Regions from separate parts of the Homo sapiens genome. Here region 1 is linked to region 2. A link is a contact called in ENCODE Hi-C or POLR2A ChIA-PET data. All regions are on one chromosome and are shown on one strand. The core of a region is the stretch at or near the end of the contact, and the rest is flanking DNA. Distances in the headings are between cores, read along the strand shown.

What was found. Hi-C counts contacts between places; a loop is a spot of excess contacts on that map. ChIA-PET counts read pairs that join two places held with the same protein, here RNA polymerase II (POLR2A). Pooled maps may share reads with other maps.
Region 1: a map of naive thymus-derived CD4-positive, alpha-beta T cell shows a loop between it and region 2 (7-fold over the local background). The contact joins two enhancer-like sites. A Hi-C loop is called at or near these places in 2 of 168 maps with a recorded cell type or tissue (CD4-positive, alpha-beta T cell and naive thymus-derived CD4-positive, alpha-beta T cell), 6 of 37 single-sample maps with no recorded cell type and 14 of 50 pooled maps. POLR2A ChIA-PET finds 5 or more read pairs at or near these places in 12 of 52 experiments (A549, GM12878, PC-3 and 8 more).

What each region holds. Positions count from the first base shown.
Region 1 is chr10:12,633,829-12,636,711 of GRCh38, reverse strand. All of the region lies in intron 2 of CAMK1D (calcium/calmodulin dependent protein kinase ID), which reads right to left. Among named protein-coding and RNA genes, the nearest start is that of MIR4481, 18 kb to the left of the region's middle. Within about 2 kb of position 1,396, at least 2 of the 41 ENCODE cell types and tissues checked have a DNase peak (open chromatin) inside an H3K27ac peak, as active enhancers do.
Region 2 is chr10:12,593,062-12,595,897 of GRCh38, reverse strand. All of the region lies in intron 2 of CAMK1D (calcium/calmodulin dependent protein kinase ID), which reads right to left. Among named protein-coding and RNA genes, the nearest start is that of MIR4480, 16 kb to the right of the region's middle. Within about 2 kb of position 1,382, at least 4 of the 41 ENCODE cell types and tissues checked have a DNase peak (open chromatin) inside an H3K27ac peak, as active enhancers do.

The DNA of each region.
Region 1 (2,883 bases), core at 147-2,646, 41 kb before region 2:
TCCGACATCTGCTGGCTGTATAACTTCAAACAAGTTATTCAACCCCTCTCAGTCTGTTTCCTCATTGGCGAAAACTGCATATAAGGCCAGGCACAGTGGCTCAGGCCTACAATCCCAGCACTTTGGGAGGCTGAGGTGGGAGAAACGCTTGATCCCAGGAGTTTGAGGCCAGCCTGGGCAACAGAGTGAGACTGCGTCACTACAAAAAATACAAAAAATAGCCTGGTGTGGTGGCACACACCTGTAGTCTCAGCTCCTCAGGAAGCTGAGGTGGGAGGATCGCTTGAGCCCCAGAGGTCAAGGCTGCGGTGAGCTATGATCGTGCCACCGCACTCTAGCCCAGGTGACAAAGCAAAATACCGTCTCAACAAAACAAAACAAAAACCACATATATAATATGCCCCTTAGAGGATTATGGTGAGAATTCAATCAGATTATGTGTAAAATACCTGGTATAGCACCTTAACTAAACCTGGTATATTGCCTTAACTAAAACATACCTGCTAGCAAGAGAAACTGGAAAACCTCCAAGGGTATTTTATAAGATGAAAAGAGCTCTGCAGACAGATGGTGGTAAGGATCATATAACAATGTGAAATGTACTTAATGCCACTGAACTGGATACTTAAAAATGCCTAAGATGGTAAATTGTATGTTATGTGTATTTTGCCACAATACAAAAGAAAAACTGCAAGGACTGTTTGGAAAGTGTTTAAAATGTCTAGATGAAGAAACCTCCACAGTAATCAAGAGGGAGATTTCTCCTACTTTAAATAGGATAGTTTTCTTGCAAGCCTAGTGAATTGTCTCTTATAACTGAAATATGCAATTTAAGTACTGAATTGTTACTAATAAAATGCTCAATGGAGTATCATTTAAATATAAAGTGAAACATCAGGTTTTATCAGGAATCACATTTTTTTTAGAAGGGAAGGAAGAAAAGAATTAATCATTATAAGATAAAAACCCCCTTTTCGCACTGCAGATCATTACTCCTAACCTCAACTTGGTTAACATTCAGAAATAAAATCCGTTTTGCCACATTAAAATCTGTAGGCCTCATTTTTAGCAAATACTGATATTTGCAAAGCCATGAACCGATAGATCTGAAAGGCAGAGGGCCTCTTCCCCCCCAGCAAGATGGCGTGGGTCCCTTCTCTCTTCTAAAGGAATCCTCACACCTCCACCCTCCCCCAGACCAGAGTTCTTTGAATCTAAGAGCTCCTGCACTGCGCCGTGGGCTTAGGGGGTACTCAACAAGCCATTGGTGAATGAACACAACTTTGTATCTAACCTATTCCCATCGGTGACATCTGAACAGTTTTGCACTGACTCACTGCTTCATTGACTACGTTTACTAAAACAAACAAGCAACTTAAAAGGGCAGTGACTTTCTCAAGAAAAGCGGATGGGAAGTCCCAGGAAATGACGATTCTCAGTGGTACCATCCAACACAACCGGATTCCGGGTCAGACCTGGGCAGCCACGGGGCAGGTATACCCAGGCTCTCACTATGCCACCCACAGGAAGGCCTCCCGAGCCCCCAAACTCTCCTCCTCCACCACACCCCACATCAACCTCTCTCATGTTCCCCACAGCTCCTATCAGCTTCCAAAATTATCTTGTTGATCATCCACTGTCCCTGCCCCTCCACTCTCCAACATACGCCCCATCAAAACAGAGACTTTGTCTGTCTGGGTCACGGCTGCATCCTCTCTTCCAGCACAGTATATGGCATCTGCCAAATGAAGGAATGAGTGAGCAACTAAACAAAGAATGGAACAAAACCAAGCCTCATCTGCTTGTGCTGCCACCCAAGTCCCACTGAACATGGGCAGAATCCCGGCCACCATCATGACCTCAAAATGCCAGACTCATTCAAGGTGAGACCTCCCCTTGGAGAACCCCGAGATGTTGCCTCCCAGCGGCAGAGAGAAGCGAAAGCTGATGGGCCGGCAGGAAGAAAAGCTGCACCGGACTCTAGCTACAAGGTTGTGAAACACCAGCATGACGAGAAAGTCAAGACTCGTAGTGACACTCAGCCCGGGAGTGGAAGGTCAGCCAGGCGGCTCTGGGGGGCTGTCTGGAAGGAGCATCTCCTACATGGATGGCATCTGACAGCAGAAAATGGATGTGCAGCTCCAGCTGGAGAGGGAACAATAGTTCCTTAGTCCCCACACCACTAAGCCATGGGATGATTCCAGCCACCTCCCACCCCGCGCTCTGTCCCTGTTGAACTCCTGCTTACGGGACAATGGGTGGGACAACAGGATGATCACTTGGGGGCAGAGGCAGGAGGATGGCTTGAGCCCAGAGGTGTGGCTGAAAACAGCTGCTGTAGGAGGATGAGGGAGCATCTGTGTTTGGAGGTGTCTCCTGACAAAGCAGATGGGCTTTTTGGTTTTATTTTCTTCTCTCCCCAATGAATCACTGCACACTCCATACTGTGCAGCGTGAAACAGAATAAAGGCAGGTGAGAAAGGACGATGCTAGGACACAAGGACCTGCAAAGAAATTACTCAGCAACATGCAAAACAGCTGTTCTTACCCAGGATGGGACTGAAAGTCACTCTTCAAGAGACAGAAAAAACTCCTGTGAGCTGATGCCAGTGCACCCTGAATCTCACCAGCATGCCTCAGCCCCCCTCCCAATTCCCCAGGAGCCGCTGAGAGAGGACTGGAGCAGCTCAGGTGATCCCTCTGACTAAAGCCAGGTGGTGCCAGACTCGGGAAATATTCTTTCTGTGCAGGTTTCAAACTCCACGGACCACGGCCTCAAAGAGTCAAACCACTGCAAAAGGGTCAGGGCATCCCTCACAAAGGCCTGTGCCTACCTTTTAAAAAGAGTAACTCCTGGCTGGGAAAGTTGGCTGACGCTTGTAA
Region 2 (2,836 bases), core at 133-2,632:
CGATGAGATGCATTCAGAGTTGGCTACACAGCTTTCACAGCCCAGTGCAATACAAAAATGCCAGGCACCTTGTTCAAAAATCAGGAGGAAATACTTTCCCCTTTCTTCTGTGGTCTCTTTATTGACCTGTCATGGTATTTTTAAAATTTGCTATCTAATGTCACGCTTCCTCAGGTGGCAGTGGTCTCTGGGTGGGACCAGAAAGTGGGCAGCTGAACACTCACCCTGGAAACATGGTCAAGGGGTAGGGGACAGAACGGGCTATGGACAGAAGACGCATGGCCCAGAGCACGCACGTTGGACTTGACTTACAAAACGCAAATGCAAAGATACAATCAAGACATTCAAGATGGGCCTGGATCAATCACCCCACCTCAGATGCAAAGGTCCCAGGGACCAGGCCCAAGTTCATGAGCCTAGAATCGGGGGAAGGTGTATTCCACAAGCCAGCAGCATTTTAGTGACTGCCCACATTCTGATAATTCCTCAAGTTCCTAGCTTTAGCAAAAGAAGAATCTCTCCTAAAACCATCCTTTTTTTTTTTTTTTTTTTTTTCAGATGGAGTTTCACTCTTGTTGCCCAGGCCAGAGTGCAATGGTGTGATCTCGGCTCATTGCAACCTCCACCTCCCAGGTGCAAGCGATTCTCCTGCCTCAGCCTCCAGAGTAGCTGGGATTGAAGGCACATGCCACCATGCCTGGCTAATTTTTGTATTTTTAGTAGAGACGGAGTTTCACCATGTTGGCCAGGATGGTATTGAACTCCTGACCTCAGATGATCTGCCCTCTTCAGCCTCCCATAGTGTTGGGATTACAGGCATGAGGCACCACACCTGGTCTCCCCCAGATCACCTTGAAGATCATGCCTGGAACCTCAGCATGGAGTGAGTCTCCTTCCCCGCCTTTCATTGTCAGTGTCAGCACTTGAAATTCTCATCACCCTGTGCTTAAACCAGCTGGAATCATTTCTGCTTTCCGCAAGTGGATCCTGACCTATATAGTCAATTCCTTCCTGCAGCCTGGGCCTGGCTGCAATATGGCTGCCCCACCTACGTCAACCACTTCCTGGGACTTGAACACCGCATGAGGCCGAGCAGATGAGAACCACACGTTCAACCTCCTGGAAACAGTTTCCTGATTTTGTTTTTGTTTATTACCAGAAAAGGAAGTGTCTGAAAACTATGTATTTTCCAGCAGACAAACTGCCTGTAACCTAAACTAGCCTTTAACTTTCCAACCATGGGAAATGTTTCTATATCTGACAGAAACGCTTGAGTTCACTGACTCCCTGAAAGTTTACAGCAGGAAATGAGAAGGGACAGAAACGTAGAGCCCATTGTCATTGGCCCACTTGGTGGGTGGTTCCACATTCTGTCTGACTCTTGGCTGTGGTGGAGGCCGAGTGCTGACAGCCTCAACTGTAAGGCATTCAAAAAGCAAGAAAAATACAAGTGAAATTAACCCATCCCAAAATGTCACTTTGAAATTAGCTGCCTATAAAAACAAGGATCACACCTATAGGCTTAAACGTGGTTGAACAAAACAAACTTGTTTTGTATAAAAGAAATTACCACATCTTGAGATGCTTGGGGTAGGGTTGCTAGGTGGTGCCTGTTATTTTTTCTTGCCCCAAATCACAGCAATGAGAATTTGACATGTCCACTGTTCCTCCCTGTAATGTGGATGTTATCATGCTCTTAAGCTGAGCTCACCTCTTATAATGACAGAACTTCACTCCCATGATTGTGTTATTAGAGTGCAATGGCACGATCTCGGCTCACTGCAACCTCAGCCTCCAAGGCTCAAGTGATTCTCCTGCCTCAGCCTCCCAAGTAGCTGGGATTACAGGCATGTGCCACCACGCCAGGCTAATTTTTTGTATTTAGTAGAGATGGGGTTTCACCACGTTGGTCAGGCTGGTCTCGAACTCCTGACCTCAAGTGATCCACCCACCTCGGCCTCCCAAAGTGCTGAGATTACAGGCGTGAGCCACCGCGCCTGGCCATGTTTTAATGAGAGAAGAAGGCAACGCAACTTCCAATCCAGCACAAAAACTGCCTGACCAAGGGCAGACATTACAAGTTGAGTGGCCCAAGCTTGGGAGGACAGGTAAGTCCAGAAGGAGCTAGATTTAGGAGAGAGGGGAGGAAGGATAAAGGCCACAGGCCACGGGGGATGGTATTTTGTTTATTCACAATTTATTAATTAAAAAAAAATTCCAATAGCTTTTGGGGTACAAGTGGTTTTTGGTTAAAGGGATGAAGTTTATAGTGGTGAATTCTGATTTTTGTTTGTTTGTTTGTTTTTTGAGACGGAGTTTCGCTCTTGTTGCCCAGGCTGGAGTGCAATGGCACAATCTTGGCTCATCGCAACCTCCGCCTCCCGGGTTCAAGTGATTCTCCTGCCTCAGCCTCCAGAGTAGCTGGGATTACAGGTGCCCACCACCATGCCTGGCTAATTTTTGTATTTTCGGTAAAGACAGGGTTTCACCATGTTGACCAGGCTGGTGTTGAACTCCTGACCTCAAGTGATCCACCCGCCTTGGCCTCCCGAAGTGCTGGGATTACAGGCATGAGTCAGCGCAGACAGCCTTGGGTCTTACCTTTAAGAAGCTTCAGTCCAGAGGGAGATTGATCATCATGTAATCATACTGTGCAGAAAAAGTAAAGAGTGCCCTAAAACGGGTTCGTTAAACTACAACTGGCCCACCACCTGTTTTTGTAAATAAAGTTTTACTGGAACTCAGCCCACACATTCATTTACATATCATCTATGGCTGCTTTTAGACTACATCAGACTTGAGTAGTTGCCTATATGGCCTGCAAAGTCTAAAACAT